Linked DNA regions of Mus musculus: regions 1, 2, 3 and 5 are each linked to region 4. A link is a loop called in an ENCODE intact Hi-C map of the cell type or tissue named here. Cell type or tissue: heart. All regions are shown on one strand. Region 1 has its middle 17 kb from the start of Gm41842. Region 2 overlaps Exoc6 (exocyst complex component 6). Region 3 overlaps Gm41842 (a long non-coding RNA gene). Region 4 holds the start of Hhex (hematopoietically expressed homeobox). Region 5 has its middle 16 kb from the start of Gm32294.

Evidence for each region. Peaks named below come from ENCODE experiments on the same cell type or tissue, not always from the same donor. Only the 100,000 strongest peaks of a DNase experiment are listed, where the experiment ranks them.
Region 1: a loop joins it to region 4, with 3.0 times the contacts of the local background. A loop is called at or near these places in 5 of 42 quality-filtered maps.
Region 2: a loop joins it to region 4, with 2.8 times the contacts of the local background. A loop is called at or near these places in 2 of 42 quality-filtered maps.
Region 3: it touches region 4 in a loop (3-fold over the local background); 3 of 42 quality-filtered maps call a loop at or near these places.
Region 5: it touches region 4 in a loop (3-fold over the local background); 19 of 42 quality-filtered maps call a loop at or near these places.

What each region holds. Positions count from the first base shown.
Region 1 is chr19:37,527,197-37,532,196 of GRCm38, reverse strand. No RefSeq gene overlaps it. Among named protein-coding and RNA genes, the nearest start is that of Gm41842, 17 kb to the left of the region's middle. In heart, CTCF peaks have their summits at 817 (motif pointing right) and 1,891 (motif pointing left); no DNase peak of the experiment used is centred here; H3K27me3 peaks cover 446 bases.
Region 2 is chr19:37,561,901-37,566,900 of GRCm38, reverse strand. The region is part of intron 1 of Exoc6 (exocyst complex component 6); the gene reads right to left. Among named protein-coding and RNA genes, the nearest start is that of Exoc6, 14 kb to the right of the region's middle. In heart, CTCF peaks have their summits at 929 (motif pointing left) and 2,952 (motif pointing right); no DNase peak of the experiment used is centred here.
Region 3 is chr19:37,540,957-37,545,956 of GRCm38, reverse strand. Gm41842 (a long non-coding RNA gene) reads left to right here. Exons shown (of 2, transcript XR_877841.1): 1 at 1-194; 2 at 332-853. It also overlaps a transcript of Exoc6 not described here. Among named protein-coding and RNA genes, the nearest start is that of Gm41842, 2.9 kb to the left of the region's middle. In heart, CTCF peaks have their summits at 1,774 and 2,332 (motif pointing right); a DNase peak (open chromatin) is centred at 1,896; H3K27me3 peaks cover 522 bases.
Region 4 is chr19:37,432,346-37,437,345 of GRCm38, reverse strand. Hhex (hematopoietically expressed homeobox) reads right to left here and starts at 2,505. Exons shown (of 4, transcript NM_008245.3): 1 at 2,113-2,505; 2 at 1-157. The coding sequence starts at 2,476. In heart, a CTCF peak has its summit at 2,767; DNase peaks (open chromatin) are centred at 635, 1,625 and 2,615; H3K4me3 peaks cover 3,389 bases; H3K27ac peaks cover 1,905 bases; H3K27me3 peaks cover 3,403 bases.
Region 5 is chr19:37,507,315-37,512,314 of GRCm38, reverse strand. No RefSeq gene overlaps it. Among named protein-coding and RNA genes, the nearest start is that of Gm32294, 16 kb to the right of the region's middle. In heart, a CTCF peak has its summit at 2,386 (motif pointing right); a DNase peak (open chromatin) is centred at 2,394; H3K27me3 peaks cover 723 bases.

The DNA.
Region 1 (5,000 bases), 95 kb before region 4:
AATAGTTAAAAGCTGCATTGTACTGATATGATTTCAACATTAGGAGATCTTTCAAGATATTAACTGGGTTTTTAAAAACCTGCAGACATTATATTACTTTTAGGAGATATGGTTCATTATTTATTTGGCTTGGTGTTTGGAAGTCTGTTCTTTAGCAAAGAGCTATGGCATAAATCTATGGGTTCCCACAGAGCCATTATATCTTTTTCTATCATCAGCATATAATATTTCACTACAAGAGGTTTGTGATGGTTCGATGGATCTGTTTTCTCAATTTGTTATATGCCTACAGTCCTTTTAAAAAATAAAATACTTCAAAAATATCCCATAGTACCTCAAAACCGCATACACTTGGGTTAAAATAAATGTCTAGATGGTAAGAATTTTGCAAAATCATCTCCTGAATTTCTGACACCATGCCTCAGATTTTTCTGTTCATAAAAATCACAGATGGCACAGCATTTCTCTGAATATTCTCGTGATCCTGATAGTTCAGCCAAGCTGGTTCTTGGAACAGGCTATGGTTTTGTTGTCCCTGTGCCTTTATATATGCAGCTTCCTTTGTCTAGCTCCCCTTTCCCAAACAGCTTTTCTTATTTATAATGTGGGCACCCTAACAGCAAAGCGCCTTCCTCTCACAGTGGTGAGGGTGACTCGACCTTCAAGCATTTAATTAGAAATGCATCTAGGAGAGGGTTAGACGTTTAAGAGTCGGTGCTAACTGGTACTACTTCTCATCATTTTTTAAAGGGGGAGGGTTGCTTTTATCCATGTGCCTCTGTGAGTGTGTGCTGGGAGTGTTGGGATGCCTGAGGAGGCCAGCAGAGGGCGCATTGTGTTCCCTGGAACTAGAGGGTGCTAGAGTTTGTAAACCACCAGAAATGGGTGCTAGAAACAACTTGGATCCTTCTAGAATAGAAGAAAGTTCTCTTATCCACTGAGTCCAGCCCCTTACTCATCTTACGAGACTGTTAAAGCCTCTTGTTCTACAGAGAAATTGGTTGCCATCTTCCCTAGTCGGCTCTTTCAATACTTCTTCAGGTTCAGAGAACATCGAGGGATATTTGGTATGCAGCAGGCACACAGTGAGCAATCGCTGGGTGGAAGACTGAGCGGGAATAGTCAATCAGCACTGACTCAAAACGAACACGAGGGATGTTTGCTCCTCAATTAAATAGGTAATTTTTTTCTAATCTGACAATAACTTTTCAAAATGTCAGTATTAATAATGATTATTCTTTTTGTCTATTTCCGTGAAGATCTGGGTTTCTTTAAAAGAAGACTCAGGGCTAAAGAGATGGATTGGTGTTTAAGAGCACTTACTGCAGCCTACAGTGGTAGCACATGCCTTTAATCTCAGTACTCCAGAGGCAGGCGGATTTTTGTGAGTTCAAGGCCAACCTGATCTACAGAGGAAGTTCCAGGAGAGCCAGGGCTGTTACACAGAGAAACCATGTCTCATGATGGAAAACAAAGAGCACTTACTGCTCTTACAGAAGACCAGGACCAGCGTTGAGTTACTGGTACCCATATCATATGACTCATAACCACCTATAGCCCCAGCTCCAGAGGATCTTCTTATGAACACACACACACACACACATACACACACACACACACACACACACACACACACACACACACACACCTTTTTAAGAGACAGCTCAAATCTTTTCTACAATAGCCTTCCCTCAGTCTGAATTCTCAGTGGAAGAAATTGCTGGAGTAGAAATAGCTTCACCAAATAAATACTCAAGCTCTATATAGCTTCAATTTATTTTAGGATCTTCTCATTGAAAAATTTCAAGCCGGACTTGGTGGTCTCCTCCACTTTTGAATTCGCCAATACACACTGCCAAGTCTGTGGTCACAGAGCTTGGTTACAGCACCACCTAGTGGTCATCTTTCAGCACTTAAAGAACTTTAAAATTTTTTCTTTTTAATTTGAGAATTTCATACATGCGTAGAATGCAGCGTCTCTTAACCCTGCTAATGCTGAGACCCTTCAATACAGTTACCTCATGTTGTGGTGACCCTTAACCATTTTTTTAACTGATTCTTTGAGAATTTCACATCATGTACCCCAAGCCTACTCATCTCCCATCCCTTTGTATCCATCCGCCCATAATTCATTGTTATGAATTAATGTAGATATCTGTGTTTTCCAATGGTCTCAGGTGACCTCAAAGGGGTCGCGACCCATAGGTTGAGAACCACTGGTATAATGTGTTTTGCTCAAATCCATTCTTGAATTCCTCCCCTATCCTCACTTCCACTATTCCCTCCTAAATTCATGTTCTCTGAGTCCACATAGTGCATCCAATATGTGCCTAAAGCCATCTACTACAGCTAAAGCAGCCAGCCTCTCAGGGCTACCCTGAAAGAAACTGACTCTCCCAGCAGCCTTAGCTGCTTAGCCCGGGGCGGGCTCAGCATACTCCCAAAACTAGCTCCTGTTCTTAATAAAGTTTCATCTTGCTCATATATTTGGCTATTTTATGCATATGAGTGTTTTGCTCGTGTGCATGTCTGTGTACCACACGAGTGTCTGGTGTGCGAGAAAGTCAAAAGAGAGCTTTGGCTCCCTAGGGAAGGAAATTACAGATCGTTGCTGGCAGCCATGTGGGTGCTGGGAATCAAACCAGGGTCTTCTGCAAGAGCAACAAGTGCTCTTGGCTGCGGAGCCATCTCTCTGGGCGTATGTATTTATATTGAGAACGCATCTCTTGTATCTCAGAGTGGCAGAACTTGCTATGAAGCCAAGAGTAGCCTGGATTTTGGAGAATCCTTCTGCCTCAGGCTCCCATCGCTAGGATTAATGACATGCCTCGCTGTAGGCCACTCATCCTATTGTTTACAATTGCCTTGGTAAAATATCACTGGAAATCACATTAGACCTTTCTAGTTTTTTAAGTAATGGCTCTCTGAATCATTTAGTCTCTGTTAGATCTCCTCCACCGAGCTGGGAATTAAGAACGTGCAACAAGACCTATAATAACACGAAGTGCCAAAGACTCCCTTCCTTCCACAAGATCAGAGGGACCCCTGCTTGGAGGCCACAGCTCAGGACACCTGCTTCTTTGGGCCATTTGCCCAGGGCCATGGAACCCCTCCTTTTATACACGTTCTTCTAAACAATCCTTCTCTTTCCCATTTTTTGAAACCAAACAATTCCATCGAAAATAGTTTCAAGCACCGAATCAGGAAATAGTACTAAACAAACGGAAATGTTTTCCTTTTAATACTAAAGGCATTTGTTTACATTTAGAAATCGTTTCCATCCAAAGCCTTTTACTGAAAAGAAGTCCAAGCCATCAATCAAAAGGAGACTTTTATAGATAAGAAATAAGCCCTGACCTAACAATTGTATTGAACACCAGCAGCTCTTCTTGGCGGTTTTGCTGAGTCATTTTTCAGGAAACGGGCTGCCCAGGGAGATTTCTTCAGAAGAAACAATCAACACTATTTTCATATTAATAACCTGCAGTTGCCTTATTGTTCTCAAAACTTTTGTTAATAAACGTTTTCCTGCTGGGTGGGAAAAAAAAAACATTAATCAAAAGACAAAGCCTCATCAGGTTTATTTTTATGTATTTGGAATTCTTTTCTTCCGTAAGTGACACTGAATATAATTAAATATGAGTTACTTAATTGTAAAATATCCTCACTCAGAGAGTATAACATGGGGAATTTTTTTGGACTTTTTTTTTTTTACAGTAGTCTTGTTACCATTTATCTACAATCCCACCCTGAACTTTAAATGTACATGTGTTTATACTTATATCTACCTTTAGGTAGGTAGATAGATAGATATTATATGTGCTATATGCGGTAACATAGTATACAATACAAAACATAACATTCCTTAGAGTGACTATAAACTACCATTTTGAGTTCCCGTTTCCTTCAAGAGAGCAGCCATGTTTGTAGTCCTTAGTCTATAGCTCCTTCTACCCCCATTGCTTTTCATTTGTGGGGATGTTACAGGACTTTTGATGGCTGTACATAGAAAATCTTTTTTTCGTGGTGGCGCACGCCTTTAATCTCAGCACTCGGGAGGCAGAGGCAGGCGGATTTCTGAGTTCGAGGCCAGCCTGGTCTACAAAGTGAGTTCCAGGACAGCCAGGACTACACAGAGAAACCCTGTCTTGAAAAACTAAAAAAAAAAAAAAGAAAAAAAAAAAGAAAGAAAAAGAAAATCTTTTTTGTTAGCCAAGTATAAAAGCATAAGTAGATAATGCCTTTGTCAGATGCACTCAGGTGTGTCCTGTAGAGGTGCAGTTTGGGTGTGCCTCTAAAAGCCTCCTTAGATAAGAATGCTAAAGAATGGAAAGCTCTTGCCTATTTCAAGGCAAGTTGCTTGGAAGAGGTCTTATGGTCTTCTCAAGCCACCCCACCATAAAGGTGAAACTGTTCTGCCCCTACTGACACCACCGCCATGACAGTGACATGGTTCAGTCTGCCAGGGGGGCGGGGCGTACAGACGTCTTTTTATAAGCAATTGGACTTTTGATAGAGCCTTAACTATTTCTGCTTGGAAGAGCCTTTATGGAAGGAGGTAAAGGGTAGGTACTTTCTTCGTTTGGGGCTTGCAGGAGCAACAGAGAAGCAGTTGGCAGGACACAGGTACAACAGCAGTATTCTAGGAAAGAGCGCTCAGGAGCCCTCCTGGGTTTGGAGGAGCTCAAGAGAGAGGAAGGCTAGCTCTGTAGAACGACAAAGAAAGAGATTTCTAAAGAGCTAGTAGGGTAGTTGTAGAATCAGGCTTGTAAATAGATATTTTGTATATAATTGAAAAAATAAATTTCCCCTCACTGCACCAGCAGGTTTTCACCTCTGTTCACACCTCTCATGTCTTTATTGGTATAAATGCCGGCTCATTTAAATGGTTACGTGGGAATTTATTTTTTGCTTTTTGTTTTACTTTGTTTCATTTCTAATGTTGTGACGGGGTTTCCTGTAACCCAGAACGACCTCAAACCTGTTGTAGAGCTGGGGAT
Region 2 (5,000 bases), 130 kb before region 4:
TTTGTTTGTTTTTCAAGATAAGTGTTTCTCTGTGTTAACAGCCTTGGCTGTCCCAGAACTCTGTAGACCAGCCCGCCTCTGCCTCCTGAGTGCTGAGGTGTGCACCATCATGCTGGGCTCGAATTAAACTATTTTTAAAAGGTTGTTTCCCAGGATTGTTAATATCTACCGAGACGTTTAACCAAGCTCCTACAAACACACACATATTCATAAATATGACAGACTCAACAAGATAAAACCTGAGAGTGCTTATAGCCCGCAGCACTCCTCCACAGTCCCTAAAGGGCTGCCTTTTTAAAGGCAGCAGGCACCTTTGTTCAAAACACTTTTAGTGATTTGTTTTAATTGTATGTGTATCCATATTTGTTTGCATGTATGTTTGTGCACCATGTGAATACAGAATCCATGGCGTGCAGAAGTTATGAGATGCCATGCTAGGAACCGAAGCAAGGTCCCTGGGGGAGCAGCCAGTGCTCCTAACCTCTAGCCCACTAAGGTGGCACCTCAGTGCCCCACACGCACACAGTGACGTCAAGATAAGAGCCGGTCACCCTTTCAAATGCTTAACACAATGGGATCTTCTAGCAAGGTTCTATACGCTACACAGCAATTACACAGGTGCAAAACTCAAAATCTTAAAAATTCCTTGTGATTTGAAAGTAAACATGATTTTTTAAAGATTTTATTCCTGTGTTTTAATTTTAGCAAGTAGGGATGCACAAAAACACTCTCTTCCACGCAGTTCAGCTTTGTAAGCACGGACAGAACCCATTCTCTTCTGCATCTCACACACCAACGCCAAGCATTCAGGTCTAAGAGGTTCTGTAAATTGTGGTCTAGTATTATGGGGCTTTGGGGATTTAAACAAGGGAATTAGCTTTCAAAGATGCCTTTTTGAATTATTTGTATAGGACTCCACCTAGTGGTTTAAAATGAGAAAATTAACATCTAAAGGGTGAAGTAAAAATTAACGCTTTTATTACCAACCGTAATCTGATAAGCTGACCTGCGTCTGTGTTCTGATAGGTACCACAAGAAATACTTTACGATTTTATTTTGGTAAAGGAAAGGTGAAAAAAAGTTATGTTTTTACAGAAATGTAACAAAGGATTCATTTCTGGTAACAGTCATTTTTAATCATAAAGCACACAGTCTTGTAGCATTTTCAATATTTTTTTCTTTCACTGTGTTTTCATGATAAAGAATAAGTTCATCATACAATATCTAGGAAGAAAATAAAATGTACTGCCTCCCAAAACATAATTATTTTTCCCTAAAACACCATTTAAACATTTTGTAATAAGAAATATAATTGGCCAAAAAAAAAAAAAAAAAAGAAGAAGAAAGAAAGAAAGAAAGCCAGGTGTGGTGGTGGTGCACGCCTTTAATCCCAGCACTCCGGAGGCAGAGGCAGGCCTGGTCTACAGAGTGAGTTCCAGGACAGCCAAGGCTACACAGAGAAACCCTGTCTCGAAAAGAAAGAAAGAAAGAAAGAAAGAAAAGAAAGAAAGAAAAGAAAGAAAGAAAGAAAGAAAGAAAGAAAGAAAGAAAAGAAAGAAAGAAAGAAAGAAAGAAAGAAAGAAAGAAAGAAAGGAAGGAAGAAGGAAGAAAGAAGGAAGGAGGAAAGAAGGAGGAAGGAAGGAAGGAAGGAAGGAAGGAAGGAAGGAAGGAAGAAAGAAAGAAAGAAAGAAAGAAAGAAAGAAAGAAAGAAAGAAAGAAAGAAAGAGCAAGCTGGTCCAGGCCTAGGTCTGCAGTGTTATGCCAAAAGACACTACAGTGGCCACCACAAAACTTTAATTGCTTTCAAGAAAGAGAAAGGAGAAAGACTCACAAACGCTAAAAACTCAGAGAAACCCAGCCAGCATCTCTGGGCACTAGTGATCCTACCTTCAGCTTGTGGTGTCAAATCTTTCTAAAACCTTTTTGAGAAGAAATTTCGCAAACACATCTCTGGCAATACTTTAGGAGCCACTGACTTGAGGCCCGTGAGTCCCTTTTCTACCTCTTCAAATATCAGCCTCAAGGGCACACTCTGGCCAGGTCCTCGGCTCACACAGGAGGCTGAATCTGCATCTCTAGCAGTGAAGCCCGTCTCATGCCCTCCCTCCTCTCAGGGTGAGCGGCTTGCTACCTTCTAGCCAGTTCTTCTGATGCCAAATCAAGCTTCGTCTCCAGCATACCATTCTTAGTATATTTCTAATATACACTTAATATTTCATATTCATGAAATTGCTTATCATTTATCTTTAAGTAATCTCAAGTTTAAATTTAATTCTTAGATTCCGAATACCACTCTTATTGCTATCATAAGTTTTCATCCTTGGCTATTAAGGATTGAGAATAATTCAGTCTCTTCAGAAGCACTTCAGAATCCACCTGAGACCTGGAGCTGCAGCCAGAGATGGGCCTGTAAACCTCAAGTCTTTTCCAGGCTCTGGGTTTTCAGGGACAACTATGTAAACACCAATGAGGTAAATAAAGCTTTATTTAAAAATAGTGAAGAAGAGGCCATGTAGGAGAAAGGCTCTTTATTTAGTGTTTTTTTTTTTAAAGAAAAAAAAATCACATGATCTGGAATTATTTTCTTTTAAACAAATATCAGATCCCATCTAACTTAAATTAGCAAGACATTTGCTTAAGAAACTACTTAATTCAGGGGGAAGATTCCATTACAAAGATGCTTTATCCTACATATGCCTCAATATAGCTTACATTTCTTTCCAGCTTCAGCTCAAGACAGCTCCTTCGGCATTTTACACTAGATAACTCTCCAATCATGCAACTTTGACAAGCCTTCCACACAAAGTCTATACTATCTTTTTCACTCGAAAACCACATCAACTTTGTTTAGTGTATTTTTATCTTCTCAGATACTTGAGAAATGATGAGGTCTTCCACCTTTATATTCAATTCAGAAGTGTGAGGATATAAAAAGAGTTAGTCACCAGAGGGCGCTCTTCACCACCAGGTGAACCAGCAATCTAACAACTGCCTCAAAGTACATCAATCGAACAGTCTAATTGACCTCTGAGAAGTATAAAAGCAAAATAAAAATAAGATTTCTCTTTTGTTTTTGTTTGTTTGTTTGTTTATTTGTTTGTTTGTTTTGCTGACATAGGGTCTCTCTGTGTAATTCTCGCTGTCCTGGACCAGGCTTACCTTGAATTCATACAGATCTGCCTGCCTCTGCCTCCCAAGTGCTAAGATGCCTGGCTAGATTTTTCTTTTTAAAGCTATTTTTATCTTGTTACTTATTACTTTAAAATTAGCATTTACGTGGTGAGACAGAACTATAAACACAACAAAAATTCTCCCAACTCAAGCTTCTATAAGAGTGGCCAGCCCTGCACAGGAGACAACTCTGTCTGTTACCCGCTACCTGACATTTAATTGCCATATGGTACTGAAAGAACACACACACACACAAACACTTTATCAAATATTACATTATAGTCACTATTTGACTTTAAAATAAATGTATAAAAAGTATGTGTATTATATATATATATCACAGGCTGATAAAAATCAGCACTGACTTTAATTAGATGAATTGAATATCAAACTGTGCTTCGTTTTTCTAGATCGGCACTAAATACCTACAAATAGATTACTTGATAATTTATTCATGGTGTGTGTGGATGATGCTAAAGACATGGGTTAGTAAAACAACTGAAGCTTTCTAACAGAGGTATGAACTGTTTCACCTACTTCATCTTTCTGTATTTACCGTGATGTATGTATGTTATGTATGTATGTATGTGTGTGCACATGCACCTGTGCCATGGTGCACACACAGAGAACAGTTTGAAGGAGCTTGCTCTCCTTCTACCATATGGATTCCAGGGATTGAACTCAGGTCAGCAGGCTTAGCAGCAAGCCCCTTTACCAGCTGAGCCATCTCATCAGCCAATTTGTACAATGACATTAAAAAAAAAAAAAAAACTGGGAAGCACCACCTGACAATCTAGAGATAAGTCCCTAAAGCCAAATTAAAATGGGAAGACTATGTGGAAACATGATGCTGATTTTGCAAGCTTTCCCCCCAAACCATCTATAATAATGAACTGCTAAAAATTAATATAACAACAATAACACAAGTAAAGGTTAAGGTATCCTGAAATTGGCTGGACAGTCAAATACTAATGAGGTATTCTCTGGCTGCAAAGTAATTGGGAGTTTCTAAGAACTTTGTGGGAGGAGCTATAGAAACACAAGATCCAACTTCTTTTGTTAATCCTGGAAAAGATTTCTAGTTTATAAAACACGTACGTATTCTTTGTATGTTTGCCTGGGAAACAGTTTATCTAATTTGCTACATACACATGCTCTTAAAAGGCTTTATAAGGAAGCTAGTAACAAAGCTCAGAGGTTAGGAGCCCTTGTTGCTCTTACAGAGCTCCCGGCACCCACACAGTGGCTTAAACCCATCCATAACTCCAGTCCCAGGCCCTTTTCTGAATTTTGTGGCACCAAGCATGCATGCGGTGCACAAACATACATGCAGACAAAACACACATAAATCTAATAAAATAAATGTAATGCTTTATAAGATAATGGCTACCTGATTCCTCACGTTCGTTTGAAATTTGAAATATTCAAAAATGTTTCTCCAGGCGTGGTGGTGCATGCCTTTAATCCCAGCACTTAGGAGGCAGAGGCAGGCGGATTTCTGAGTTTGAGGCCAGCCTGGTCTACACAGTGAGTTCCAGGACAGCCAGGGCTACGTGGAGAAACCCTGTCTCGAAAAACAAAAACAAAACAAACAAACAAACAAAAATGTTTCTATTAACAGAGCTAACATACCCCACCCCACTGTAAGGTAAGAAGGGGATTGAGCCACTGGTCTTGCCCGTCTGCAGCACCAGAGCAGGAAACACATTGTGAGACTTATCTGGCTTGCCTGGGCTCCCTGAAGAAGCAAGGTCCAAAAAAATGAAGGGATACTTTCTTAAATTTCTGATGTTGAATTTTATTTGCCTGTGTTCCTCGGTGTGAAGTTC
Region 3 (5,000 bases), 110 kb before region 4:
ATTTTTTCACCAACATTGGAGCGCAAACCTAGGACGTCATACAACTATCTTTTTTCCTGTGAGTAATGAACCTGAGAGTCTAGTTACAGCTACAGACCTGAGTTGTCTAGCAACGATACCTCTGAGCTACATCCTCAGCCCACTATCTTATCTGCACATTTTAATACAAAAAGGTGGGGAGTGGGGAGTATGAGGTAAGTGGTTTCATCAGTCTGCTTTGAGAAAGGGAATGGGGGTGGTAGGACACATGGGCAGATTTCGAATATATACTTAAGGTTTTTTTGGGCAATGGATATTAACTGCCAGAGACTCACCCAAAATCTCTCCCCAGGAAAGTGAAAGATAAATCAAGAAGATACAATAAGAAGACTGTCAGGACAAGAACTCCTTCTCTGTCCAGCTTGAAACTAACCCGAAGAGTACAAGTTTGACTTGGAAAACCTGTAGTCATCAATAACTTACACTTTAACCTCTAGACTCTGAAGCAATAGCCAGGCTCAAGAAAACATAGCCTTTGGGAGGAGAATGCAGAAAGCAGGTGACCTAGCCTGGAGCTTTTACTGCTTTGGGGTCAAATTCCAAGTCACCTCTTCCTACACGTTCTGCTTCAGGGAGGTCTTAACTAGTTTAAGCCTCAGTTTGTTCAGGTGTGGATCGGGTACAATAAGGCTCCCTAGCTCACCAAACTGTGTGTGGATTAGAGATGGTGTATGTATAAAGTATAGTTATATGTAAACTTACAGTTCTATCAACATTGGCACGGAAGACTAAAATTACCAGGTATTTTTCAGTAAACTGTATAGGGCAACAATTTAACTTCCTCTTTGATAAAATAAAACTAAAAAGCAAGCCACAATTGTCCTTCTTTTCTAAGCACTGCTACAATAACATGGGTGGGCATCGGGGCTCCCAGGATCTGGAGCCTTGACATTTTTCTGAAAGCTCCCTTGGTGGAAACCTCATGAAATCTGTTTCCTGCTATCACAGAGAAGGAAAATGGAATACGTCTTTGTTTTAAACTCATGGTTCAGAACCCCTTCAGCAGTCCCTCTGGATCTAGCATTAGGGAGGCTCACATCTCGTCCTGTCCTCAGGGTCTGTGCCCACCCTGTGAGACACATACTGTGGTGGTGAACAACAAATCAAGACATCTACCTCCACTTCTAGGCAATGTTCTTAACTCGGGCACTCGGTCAACACTCACTGGCAAAGCAGGGCCTTGCATGCCCTCGATATCTGCTACGCGAGCAATGCAGCTACATCCAGGTAAACCTTAATGCTGTCAAAACCTGTTCTACCAGGCTAGGTATATTTCTGCTCCCGGACTCCGCCCGCACCCTCCATCCCTTCCTGCTGTGAAGAACCCTTTAATAGACACAGGATCTTAATGCTCTCGAGATGTGCTAATCTTATTCAGTTTCTTCTAAAAGATATGTGATTCTAGAACTGTAACAAAAAGAAGTAAACCCTACAAAAGAAGCGTTCCGGCCCGGTGTGGTGGCGCATGCCTTTAATCCCAGCACTCGGGAGGCAGAAGCAGGCAGATTTCTGAGTTCAAGGGCAGCCTGGTCTACAGAATGAGTTCCAGGACAACCAGAGCTACACAGAGAAACCCTTGAAAAGGAAAGAGAAGGAAAGGAAAGGAAAGGAAAGGAAAGGAAAGGAAAGGAAAGGAAAGGAAAGGAAAGGAAAGGAAAGGAAAGGAAAGAAGAAGCAGCGTTCCTGCCCACCAGCCAGTCCCAAGGGTCCACTTTTTTAGTGCAGTGACCCCAAGTGACCATGCCTTGTAAGTACAAGAGAGAAAACAAAGCGGGAGGCAGGGTGGATCCCTGTTGCGAACCCTTACACAGGAACCCACGTTCCCATTAAACTCAGGACCCCACTGTGGAGAACAATCGCAGGAAATTTTGGTATTGCGGCCAAATACAATCAGGTTTTCATGAAATATGAGCCAGTTCTCGAAGGAGTTCAAAAGTAATCAGCCCTAAGTTTGATTCATTCATCAGCTGTTTTTATTGCGTTGGTTTTGTTGTTATCGTTGTGGTTTCTGCACTGCTGGGCAAGTGCTTGGCTGGAGCCTCATCTCCAGCCAAAGAGCAACGAGTGGCTTTAGATCACTCCAGTCAAGGAGCCTGGACTTTGCCAAGGTACTGAAAAAGCAGTAAGCCCCGCCCCCCTCTCTCTCTCCGTCCTGCTCCCTCTCTCTCTCCTCTTCTCTTCTTTCCCTTCCCTTTTAAACCACGTTTTAAAATGTTACATGTGTAGGTGTTTTGCCTGAAGAATGTCTGTTCACCAAGTGTGTGACTGCTGCTCCCCAAAGAGGCCAGAAGAGGGCATCAGATCCCCTGAAATTGAACTCAGATTGTTGAGAGTTACCAGCTCATTGAACCTGGGGTTTCTGTAGGAGCAGCTAGTGCTCCTAGCCACTGAGCCATCTTTCCAGCGCCCCTTCCTTCTTGACATTTGTTTATTTACTTACTTACTGCAGTTCTATGTTTGAACCCATGGTCACAAATACAAGTACCCAATCACTGAGCTGGATCTCGGGTTTGTTTGTTTAAGAGAGAAGACCCCATTTTCCCAGGTTGGTCTTGAACTTATTCCTTGGATTGCAGGCATCCGGTCACCACATGCAGCCTTACTCAGTGCTGGGAGTAGAGCACGTGGCTTCACGCATGCTGGGTAACTCTACCAACCAAGTTATACCCCTATGGCTTTTTGTTTGTTTGTTTGTTTGTTTGTTTGTTTTTGTTTTTGTTTTTCGAGACAGGGTTTCTCTGTATACCCCTGGCTGTCCTGGAACTAACTTTGTAGACCAAACTGGCCTTGAACTCAGAAATCCGCCTGCCTCTGTCTCCCAAGTGCTGGGATTTAAGGCATGCGCCACCACCGCCTGGCTTGACTTTTTTTTTTTTTTCCTGAACAGTATGCTTACACCCATAAAACGCAGCACAATATACAACTCCGATTAGAGAATAAGTGGAGGTTATAGTGTTGCCCTAAATATTAAGTATTAGTGAATATGATTTTTAAAAGAGATATCTCTCTCCCTTGAATGTTATGCAACCAAATTAAACTTTCATAACGACAAGCCTCTGAGTGCTGGGATGCTCCACTATAAATGAAACAATTTCTTTTGTTTCCTTCTTCCTTCCTTCCTTTCTTTCTTTCTTTCTTTCTTTCTTTCTTTCTTTCTTTCTTTCTTTCTTATGTAGTGTGTATAAGTGCTTGATCTGCATGTCTGTCTGTGTACCATGAGCATGCTTGCTACCCGTAGAGGCCAGAAGATGGCATCAGATCCCATGAGACTAGACTTACAAATGACATAGGTGCTGGGAATCAAACCTGGGTCCTTTGGGAGAGCAGCCAGTGCTCTTAACCTCTGAGCCATCTCTCCAGCTCAGCAACTCCTTTTAAAATACTACAGAGCTGGAAGACAGCTCCGTGGCTGGGTGCTTGCTCTTCCAGAAGAACTGAGATCAGGTCCCCAGCACCCACATTGGGCAGCTCACAAACTGCCTGTAAATCCAGCTCGCTCTCCAGTGCCCGATACCTGCGTTTGGTCTCTGTGGGTACCCACACACATGTGCTATATGCAGATGCACACGTGTACACATTAAAAAAATAAAAATAAATCTTAAAAAAATACAAACTTCAGAAACACAAGGAAGCCAAATATATCTGTGGCTTTCTGAGCCTGAAAATGAGCTATTTAAAGAGATTTTCATAAGGTTCTATGGTCAATGCCAGTGTTGAAGGTACCCCACCTCATAACTAAAATGTTTTAACTACAAAATTCTTTTTTAAAAATCTCATGACTTTGGGCTGGAAAGATAGCTTGTTCAAAGGTTAAGAGCACTTGTTCTCATCCCATATACAGTCACCAAACTCTGACACTATTGTGGATGCTAAGAGATGCTTGCTGACAGGAGCCTGATATAGCTGTCTCCTGGGAGGCCCTGCCAGAGCCTGACAAATACAGAGGCGGATGCTTGCAGTCAACCATTGCACTGAGTGCAGGGTCCCCAATGGAGGAGCTAGAGAAAGGACTGAAGGAGCTCAAGGGGTTTGCAGCCCCATCGGAAGAACAACAATATCAACCAACCAGACCTCCCAGAGCTCCCAGGGACTAAGCCACCAACCATGGACAGTACACATGGCTCCAGCTGCATATGTAGCAGAAAATGGCCTTGTCAGGAATCAATGGGAGGAGAGGTTCTTGGTCTTATGAAGGCTCGATAGATGCCCCACGTAGGGGAATCGAGGGTGAAGAGGCGGGAGTGGATGGGTGGGTGGAGGTGCACCCTCATAGAAACAGGAGGAGGGGGGGATAGGATAAGGGGTTTCCGGGAGGTAGGGAAACCAGGTAAGGGGGTAACACTTGAAATGTAATTAAATTTTAAAAAATAAATTAATTTTAAAAGAAGAAAAAAGAGCACTTGTTCTTGCAGAGAACCTGGGTCTCGTTCCCAGTACCTACATAGCTGCTCACAACTACTGTCCATGACTCCAGTTCTGGGGGCTATGATGCTCTCTGACCTCTGCAGGTACCAGGAATGTACTTAGTACACAGACAAACATGCAAACAAAATACTCAGACACGTAAAAAGCTAAATAAACGGATCTTTGAAACTTATTTTTAGGACTGGAGAGATGGCTCGGCCTTTAAGAGCAGTGATTGCTCTTCCAGAGGTTCTGAGTTCAAATCCCAGTAACCACATGGTGGCTCACAACCATCTGTAATAAGATCTGATGCCCTCTTCTGGTGTGTCTGAAGACAGCTACAGTGTACTCACAGGAATAAAGTTTTAAAAATAAATCTTTAAAACTTATTTTTTAAATGTTCATGGTTTAATATTTCCCAACTAATCAGAGCTTCAAGATGTTGTTTTTGTTTACTGTGACTCTAAATTACATATTAAAATAAAGCATATATGTTACACAGTTATTATATATACATATATAGTATATATGTATATATTATGATATATAAAACTAAG
Region 4 (5,000 bases):
ATCTTGGCCAGACGCTTTCTCTCGGGTGGGGAGAGGTATTTCTGAGTCTCGAACTTCTTCTCCAGCTCGACGGTCTGGTCGTTGGAGAACCTCACTTGACCGCCTTTCCTTTTGTGCAGAGGTCGCTGGAGGAAGGGGCTCCAGAGCAAGGGCTTGCCTGTGGGCCAGAAGAGCTGTGGTTAACCAAGGCCCCGGCACCCTCTGAACAGTTCCCAGATCTACCTGGTCCCAAGTGACACGATCCAGAACGCAACCATGTTCCTATCACATACATGCTCAGGTTAATGGATGTTTCCACACTCCTCACCAATGCACACAAAGTCAGATTAGCCGTTCTACCACCCAGACCAGCTCTGGATACTCAAGACACGGCACTACCCGCCCAGCACACCTGTGGCTAAATGCAAACAAATCTTTTCAACCCCCAAGAACCCCTGCTGGCCTTAAACCTTATCTTATTTAACCGAACCGACTCTTCTGTATGCACTAACTTTTGCAAAAGACTCAGGGTGCGCTCTTTATGAGAGCACTTCCCAAGGCCTGCTGGGCGCACAGAAGCGCTCACAGGGCGCGGGTGTTAGGCCTCGAGTGGGGCCTCCAAAGTGGCTGGAGAGCGCCCGGGCCTCCTCTGATTTCACACTCGGCCTGCGGGGGCGGCCAGTTAAAGCCACCCCGTGGGCTATGGCAACATTTCCGTCAATGTGTTTCCTGTTGGTCTGTCTCAAAAAAAAAAAAAAAAAAAAAAAAAAATTTGCTTCCTTCTGCTCAGGCCTAGCAGAAACCCAAGGAAACCAGGGCGAGCTATGTGAAAACGTTGTACCCTCCTGCCCCAGAGGGTACAGAGTTGCGGCCGGTCACACTCATGTTCTGCACGCTGAAAAATTTAAATACAAATTTTATGTACAAAATTATAACACTCACACCCCAAATCCCTGTAGCGGTGAGAAGAGAGGAGCGCTGGAGGCGGCTCTTAATAATTCTGGCATTAAAATGCCAATTCATTAAAATGTTAATTGTCTCCCAGGTCCCCAGTTAAGCTGCCAAACTGTTGACTTTAAACTCTGGAGCCCCCTCTTATTCACTCTAGACCCCACTGGTTCAGAGGCTGAGGCCCTGAACCCGGTCACCATCGCGTATTTATTCTTAGGAATGTTGTGAGGACAAGCCTCGAAAATCCCAAATTGCCAACGTGTAGCCCTTAGTATTTGTTCGGGGTCTGCACTTTCCTTCTCCAAATTGATGGTGGTGCGTCTGTCCGTCCGTCCGTCCCTATGTCCACAGACCTACACCTAAACATTTTGAAAGTTGGCATTGTTTTTTTTTCCCCCCGAGATTTTGCTTGCGTCAGGCTTCAGACTTGGTGCAAAACAGCCTCCAAAGATGGGGGTGGGGGGTGGCGGGAGAGGCAGAGAGGAAGCAACTGGTTATTTTAGCTGCCATAAAGTCACATCCCACACAGAGGAAATGAACAATATCAGAAAAACGGATCCTGGCTATCAGACGTCGAGTGTTTCCTGAATTTGTCTGTATTGAGGATGTCGATAAAATAATCAGCAGCGTGCACTACTCCGGGGGAAGGGTCTGCTTCATGCAGCCAGGAAAACACTTAACAGCTTCAGAAACCAGATTTACTCCTATCGAGAACTCAAGATTTCCTGTATGAACGGAAAGGGTCAGGCTCCTTCACTGCACAAGCTTGTTGAACCAAGCCCAGCCCAGGAACCGCCCGGGCAGGCAGCTCTCCCTGCCCTGCAGGGGCCAGGCTCAGGGCGCCCCGACGTCCTCTTCTCCGGGCCGCTCGCTAAGGGAGTCCCCCACCCACCCCGGGGCGACACGCGTGGCCAGGGCCGCCCTCCTCCACCTCCCCGGGAGCCCCAGGTCTCTCCCGACTACGCTTGCCCCGACGTCTGCAAGGTGCAGGAAAAGCAATCTGAGTCGCCGAGCTTCCCAGTACCGGGGCCCCGCATGCACCCGCGAGCCGCTCGCTCCGAGAGCTCGCCGCAACTTTTCCACTGCGCTTCCCGTCCGTCCGCCCCTGCCGCCTCCCGCGCGCTGCCACCCGCCGGGAGCGCCTTCCTCACGGACGCCCTCACTCGGCCCCGGCCGCCTTACCCAGGGGGTCGTGGCGGAGTAGGGCGTGCGTGTAGTCGTTCACCGTCCGCGGGAACGGGTACAGAGGGCCTCCGAAGCCACTGGGGCCGTAGGCGGCGGCCAGCGCGGCGGCCGGGTGGTGCGAGAAGGCGGGGTGGACCGGCGTGGGCTCGTACACCGGGGTCCGGTAGGAGGACACGAGGCTGGTGAAGGAGGAGTTGGGGGACGGCAGCGTGGGAGTGGGCGTGGGGGCGGCGGGCCCGCGACCCAAGATGTCGTCGATGTAGAAGGGCGTCGGGTGAGCGGGCTGCAGCAGCGGCGTGGGCGCATACAGCGGGACTCCCACGGCGGGCGCAGCCGCGGGCCCCGGGTGCGGGAACTGCATGGCCGCTCCGCAGCCCCTCGCAGAGAGCTGCCGGCCGGCGGCGCCGCGCTACATTTATTTGCGCTCTGCGCTCCAGGCGATAGGCTCGGGCAGCCGCGGGGTGGGGCCGCGCTCGGTCCCCTTCCTGCCGCCAGGCCCTGCGGCCAATGGCGCTGGCTTCAGATTCGCCTCCGCCCCCCACTAACCCCCGCGCCGATCCGCCCCCACCGGCCCAGCTCCCGCCCCCGAGACGCACGGGCTGTGGGGCTCCGGGGACCCTCCGCCAGGGTGTTCCTGCGCCGCAGGCGCCCCCAGAGGTTCCAGGCACCTAGCGAGCGACTGCGACCGTCGAAGAGGAGGTCACAAGACGTGCGCCGCGGGGCGCGGATCCTGACGGGATGGCGCCACTGCTGAAACTCGGGCAGCCTCTGGAACCTGGAGAAGCGATGGGACTCTGCGGGCCAGGAGGCCGCCGGCAGGATGGCACCTTCGGGCGGCCAGAAGGCTGCGCTTCTTGGGGTAACGGTGGCACTGTCTAGAACGGGGGACCTCCGCAGCTCGGCGCTCCAAGGAGAAGACCCAAGCCGTTGGCTGCGTCCTAGTCCCAGACGGGTACTGACAGCGAGGCTGCAGGTGTTCCAGACCTATTTGAGGACCCCCTAGCTCGGCCACCTCCCTGGATGCTAACGGAATCTGCTCCAGACCGGTATCAAGATAGAACCTTAATCGTATGGCGCAGGACAGAGGCTATGCAGTGTTCTTCGATCCAATGGGGGTGGGAGGTGCTCCTGGACCTCTGTCCCCAGGCCCTGAAGGACACAGCTGCGCTTAGCCGGCCTCTGAGGTTTTACACGTGTTTTCTATTCAAAGCCGTGGTGCGCTGCTCAGTGTGGCCTCAGCTCTGTGCGGCTTCACTCGCCTCTGGGGCAAAGGGGCATTTTCTTGATTGACGCCCTCCTGGGGTGACCACACCTTGAGTTGGGCAGTTTCTGCTAAGGACTTCTATTAGTAGAAAAACTCCCTGGCTTTTTTTTTTCAACTGAGATATTTAGTTTTATCCTTTGGAATTAATCTTCAGCTGCAGTGGGACTGAAGGCGAAATAGCCAGAGGACCTGGGTCCGAGTTTCACTTCACACCTTATTTTCTTGAGCAACTACTGTGTGTCATTAGCAAACGAGAGAGGCAGTCTCTGCCCTGGTGGAAGCAGGAAACGAACACAGTCACATCTACTAGGGAGAAATCGTGTGTAAGGGTCGAAACCTTAAGGAGCTCCAGCCCCTCCTTTCGGGTAAAGGAGAGAGTCACTTTGAAAAAGGAAAAGTCTTCCCAAAGGAAATAATGTTTGAAAGATAGGTAGGTGTCAAGGAGCCTAGGGTGTGAGTGACTCCAAGTCAGAAGAGCACTTGAGTTGAGTCTGTCAGTTTATTGCCCTGGGCTTTTCTCACCTGTCCCGTTTGGGACTTGACATAAAGGTTCCTAACTGCTTGGGGATGGAGTCACGGACATCTTTCAGAATAATGACAGACAAAAGCCGTTAATTAGCACAAACAAACCAGTGAGTGTGAAGCGCCGCTATTAGAATTAAAACCTTGGGGGCTGGTAAGGCTATATCTCCGTGTGTTCACCCTGTTATGTGAACCATAAAAAGGAGAACAAGTTTAACTAACTTCGGGCAGGGCTGGAAAGAGAGTAGACTTCTGAATACCTGGAGAACTGAACCTTGGGAGGTTTCTTTCTGGTGAGCGCAAAGACATCTTGGCCAGACAACAGACTGCTTGAAGGGGCTTCCGGTGGGCAAACTCCGGGTTATTTAAGCCTTGAAAAATACATCATCGAGGAGGTGCTAGCCTGGCAACCTGAGCTTCGATCCAGGGAAGACATGGTGGAAGGAAGAACCGATTCCACAGTTGTCCTCTGCCCTCTGTCTGCTTGCTGTGTCGCATTACACACAATAGCGAAGTTGAAAAAATACGTAGTAAACTATGCTATTTCTAAGTCCATTGAACTCAAGTGAAATAAAGAAGTGGTGGGTGGGAAAACTGGGAGAATGCCAGAACAAATATAAAACATTTGGGACCAGTGAGGTGGCGCAGCCTATGGGAGATTGTCTCCCTTAATGCTGGAAACAAGGACTCAAGTTCAAGCTTCCGACCCCACATGAGAGAGGGGGAGGGGAGAAAGAGGTGGAGAGACTTGCCCTGTAGCACCATGGCTGCTGGAGTGCCCAAAACACACATCAAACACAATGAGATACTTTTTTTTTTTTTTGGTTTTTCGAGACAGGGTTTCTCTGTATAGCCCTAGCTGTCCTGGAACTCACTTTGTAGACCAGGCTGGCCTCGAACTCAGAAATCCACCTGCCTCTGCCTCCCAAGTGCTGGGATTAAAGGCGTGCGCCACCACGCCCGGCGAGATACTTTTTAAAGATTGATTTATTTTATGTATGTGAGTACACTGTAGCTGTACAGATGAGCCTTCATGTGGTTGTTGGGGATTTTTAGGATCTCTGCTCCCTCTGGTCAACTCTGCTCACTCAGTCCCTGC
Region 5 (5,000 bases), 75 kb before region 4:
GGATATGGATAGTCTTATACATATAAAAGCAGGGAACCAGATCTCAGGACATGACAATGATAGCAGTAGCTGCTTCTAGGGGGAGAGTAAGGCAAGGTGGTTGGTTGTCTTAGTTAGGGGTTGTACTGCTGAGAACAGACACCATGACCAAGGTGGGATCATGGCAGCGTCCAGGCAGGTGTGGTGCAGGAGGAGCTGCGAGTTCTACAATTTCATCTGAAGGCTATTAGGAGAAGACTGGCTCTCATGTAATTAGGAGGAGGGTCTTAAAGCCCATGCCCATAATGACACACTTCCTCCACTAAGGCCACACCCACTCCACCAAGACCACACCTCCTAATAGTGGCACTTCCTGGGCCAAGCATATTCAAACCACCACAGGGTTCAAAGGGGCTTCTAATGTGTTCCCTGCTGGCTAGTTTTCATAGCACTGCTTGCTATATGGACTGCTGGGGGAGATGCCCTCAGTGGTATCCAGCAGCAAATCCTGAATACTACAATACAGACGTTCCGGGCAGGAGGTATTACTGGTAAAATAGTGGTATGACTGTTAATAGGGACAACCAACCCACTTGGGATTGACTTGAGGCCTGCTCTACTAGAGGGAGTTCATGCCTGGAACGGTAAACTTAATCAAAAGCCCACATGTGGGAAGGTCATAGGCCCTAAGGGCACCTTCCTCGGTTGTTTTACAGAACGGGCCCTTTCTCAAACTGCTTCTAAATACTTTTGATCCCGTATATTAGTACTGCTCTCAATCTAGGCCAGAGAAACTTCTCCAACAGAGGCCTGCAAACTTGCCCTTCAATAGCCCTAGGGAAGGCCAGCACACATTCCTGCCCTCCTCTTCCTCAATTTAGCACCAAGAAAGACAGGCACTCAACGGCTCAATTTAAATGACTTTTCCCCCCCATGTTATCTATTCTGAATACAGTATTCACTTCTTAAAAACAAAAAAGCAAACAAACAAACAAAAAAAAAAAAACCAACTCTGATTTGGATTTCTGTCCCTTGTTCTCTTTTAAAGTTAACACCTCGTTCTCGGAACTCCACAAACTCCCAGAAGCCTCCTCTCCGGGCCTGCCCTCCTCTCCGCTATCTTATTAGGTTCTCTGCAAACGCTTCCTAGAAAACCATCTCCTACAACACTGGTGATTTGGATATCAAACCATTTCCTCTTGTGCTCTGATTTCATTTTCAAGTTCTCAGTTCTAGGCTGTTCGGGGGCTCTGACTTGTTCCAAAAAAAGAAAGTGAAATGATCAGAGCAAGCCAGTCCTTGATTGCAAAAGTTCTGGAAACTCCTGGCCTCGGAGCGATCGGTTCCTAAAAGCAAATTGTTCCTCAAATTTTTAATAGATAAATGAAAATAAATAAATATAAATAAATAAATTAGCCAGACTCTCCTCTACTTTCTTTTTTGTTGTTTTTGTTTTGTTTTGTTTGTTTGTTTTGTGTTGTTTTTTGGGGGTTTTTTGGTTTGTTTGTTTTTTGGTTTTTGGGTTTTTTTTGTTTGTTTGTTTGGTTGGTTTTTCTGAGACAGGGTTTCTCTGTGTAGCCCTGACTGTCCTGGAACTCACTCTGTAGACCAGGCTGGCCTTGAACTCAGAAATCTGCCTGCCTCTGCCTCGAGAGGGCTGGGATTAAAGGCGTGCGCCACCACGGCCCAGCTCTCCTCTACTTTCTTAAAACAACAACAAAAACAAAACAAACAAACAAACAAAACCCTTTTTTTTTCTCTTTGATTTTCTTAATATCCTAAACAATGAACTTTAATAAACAAAAGAGGTGACAGAACCTAATATTTATTTACTGTGTGCCTGATACAAACTAAGCACTGTACCAACATTCAGCATTTAATAGTTTTAATGATAACTCCTGAGCCCTGCTTTGGGGACACCAGCAGTTCAGGCTCTTATGTTTGTAGTTTTTGTTGTTGTTGTTTTCATGTTTTGTTTTTTTTTTCCTGTGTGTACCCAGGTTCCCCATACCCAGTTTTGAATATTCACACCCCAACTCTCTAATCTTTTTGCTAACACCTTGTAGTTTGGCCCTTGATTATTTCGCTCAGTGATTAGCGCCTCTACAATAAGTGTTAATCTCTCTTTTAAAATACCTCAAAGCTCTTGTCTACCCTTTCCTAAATGTTGCTGCCCCAGTCAGGGTATTCCAGAGAGGCTATCCCTATTGTGAGCCCTATCAACAAAGGCATTTCCCTTGTACACGATCGGCTCGGGGAAAGCCTGTTTCAAATCTTGTGGCTCAGTTAAAATTTAGTATTCCACTTCCAGGTCGCACCCACAACATACTGCAGATTCCTATTATGGGTAGCTTGTTACTGCTGAAGGCACAGACTGATGCAGCAAGAGTAGCAAGTCGACCTCTAGAGGGCGCCCTCGGCAGTTGCATCCGGGAAGAGTGGCTCCAAGTCTGAGCGAGCCGAGATAGCACCCTGAGGGGGTTCAGTGGCACTAGTGTAGGAGCTGGAGCCTACTCTACAGCAGCCAGAGCAGCTGCCAAAGCTCTGCCGACCAGTGTGAGAGCACCACCAGCACTCTGTATCCAGTTTTCTCCTATAGTGTTCATGAACTGGTATATGAACGAAGTTGGTCTCTAAAGGCCGTCTAGAACAACGGTTCTCAACCCGAGGGTCGCACCGGGGTCACCTAAGACTACTGGGAAAGCACAAATATTTACATTACGACTCATAACAGTAGCAAAATTACAGTTATGAACTAGCAACAAAAAATAGTTTTATGGTTGGGGATTACCACAACATGAGGAACTGGATTCAAGGGTCGCAGCATTAGGAAGGTTGAGAACCACTGATCTAGTGGGGAGCCCTTAGCAAGCACCCCGCATGAGGAAGGACTAGCAGGAGAAGTTAAGTTTTCCTTTTATATTGAAGAGAGTGGCTTTCATCTTCCGTGGCAGGTGGTCAGTTTTCATTTGGACCATGGAAGTTCTAACACTTAGTTTCCAACAAAGGTTGTTTTTCCCCGTCTGCCCCACCTCTACATCAGACTTCTGGGGGGACTTATCTCCTTATAAAAAGTACTCAAATTTTATCATTTGTGTCATTATTGCAACTAACTTTATTATTTCTCTTTACAGCACACACCTTTAAGGTGCGATCTACTTTTGTATCAGCATGCGTCCCACTCACCCACTCTTTGGTATCCATACAGCAAACATTCCCAACCCATTTTACAGGTCAAAAAGTGGAGGTCCAAAGAGACTGAAATTACACAGCCATGTACTGAGTGAAGTTAAGAATTTAAGATTGAGCCGGGCATGGTGGCACAAGCCTTTAATCCCAGCACTCGGGAGGCAGAGGCAGGTGGATTTCTGAGTTCGAGGTCAGCCTGGTCTACAGAGTGAGTTCCAGGACAGCCAGGGCTATACAGAGAAACCCTGTCTCGAAAAATCAAAAAACATAAATAAATAAATAAATAAATAAATGAATTTAAGATCACTGAGCGTGGTGTAGTAGTACACCCCTTTAATTCTAGCACCCAGGAGGCAGAGGCAGGGGTTCAAGACCAGCCTACTCTACACAGAGACTTTCTGTCTGAAAACCAAAAGATAAATAAATTAATAATAATAATAAATACAATAATTTAATGGTACATTGTTCAACTTCCACAACTAAGAGCATATCACCAGCTCCTTTGGGTCTCCTCCTGTGCCGTCATAATTGGTGTGAGCCAATTCATAGCAGCAGAAAAAGAACTAGAAACAACCAGCACGTATCACTGCTGCATGGGGCTAGGAGAGCGTGCATCTGTCCATTGTCAAGACAAATGGGACAGGGAACCCCAGAACCAGACATAGTAGTTGTAACCAGTTGTGAGTCATGGAACTGGAGCAGAGAAGCAAGAATTCCAAAGATAGAGTCAGGGACAACCATGGAAGGACATGTCGTTTTGATATTCTTCACCCTCATGTTCACCTAGACCAGGTAGACCTGGACCAATGAACCCTGAGATAGTAAGTATGTGATATCAAGCCAGGTTTTAGGAGGAAGCTACAGGGGCAAAGTCAGCTCCATTTGCTCCAGCTTTTAACTAGTGAGAACTGATGAGCAAGCTTTCTGAAGAACTGAAACAGAAAGAGAAAGGCTTATTTAAAAGGAATGTGTGATTGAGCTTTGTGGCTCCTGCCTTTCATCCCAGCATCCCACGAGGCAGAGGTACAGTCATCCTGTGAGTTTGAAGCCAATCTGGGCTATGTAATGCATGCATTCCAGGCCAGCTGTGGTTGTATAGTAAGATCCTGTCTCAATGCAGACTGTAATTGGATTGTGTTGATGTACCTATAAGAAGGAGAAGAGGTATCAGAGAGCTGTCTGGCAGAGAATAAGGTATTTGAAGCAAGAAAGCACAAAAAGACGCCAAGTCAGGAGCCAGTGAGTCCCTCCCTGGCTTTGGACTTTTAGCTTCTAAAACTGTGAGAAAATCAATTCTGTTAATTTGGACTCCCTGCCTGTAGTTTTTCTCATACTCTCTAAAGCAGACTAACAGCCACCTGTAAGCCTCAGATCCTTTATCTGAAAAACTGGGACAGTAATGTTACCCTTGCCGTAGTGTTGAGGACATTAAATGAAACTCTGTGTGTGTGTGTGTGTGTGTGTGTGTGTAGTGTTTAGAAAGATGACAGTCATACAATAAGAGCTAATTAATAGGATCTGTGTAATAAAATTATGGCATGAGATGATGTAAGAACTCTTGACATAGCCGGGTGGTGGTGGCACATACCTTTAATCCCAGCACTAAGGAGGCAGAGGCAGGCAGATTTCTGAGTTCGAGGCCAGCCTGGTCTACAAAGTGAGTTCCAGGGCAGCCAGGACTACACAGAGAAACCCTGTCTCAAAAAAACCAAAAAAAAAGAAAAGAAAAGAAAAGAAAAAAAAAGAAGAACTTTTGACATAACACCTACTGCTGGTTAATAAATGATAGTATCAACATTATCATAAAATTTTAGATAATTTTAATTCAATAA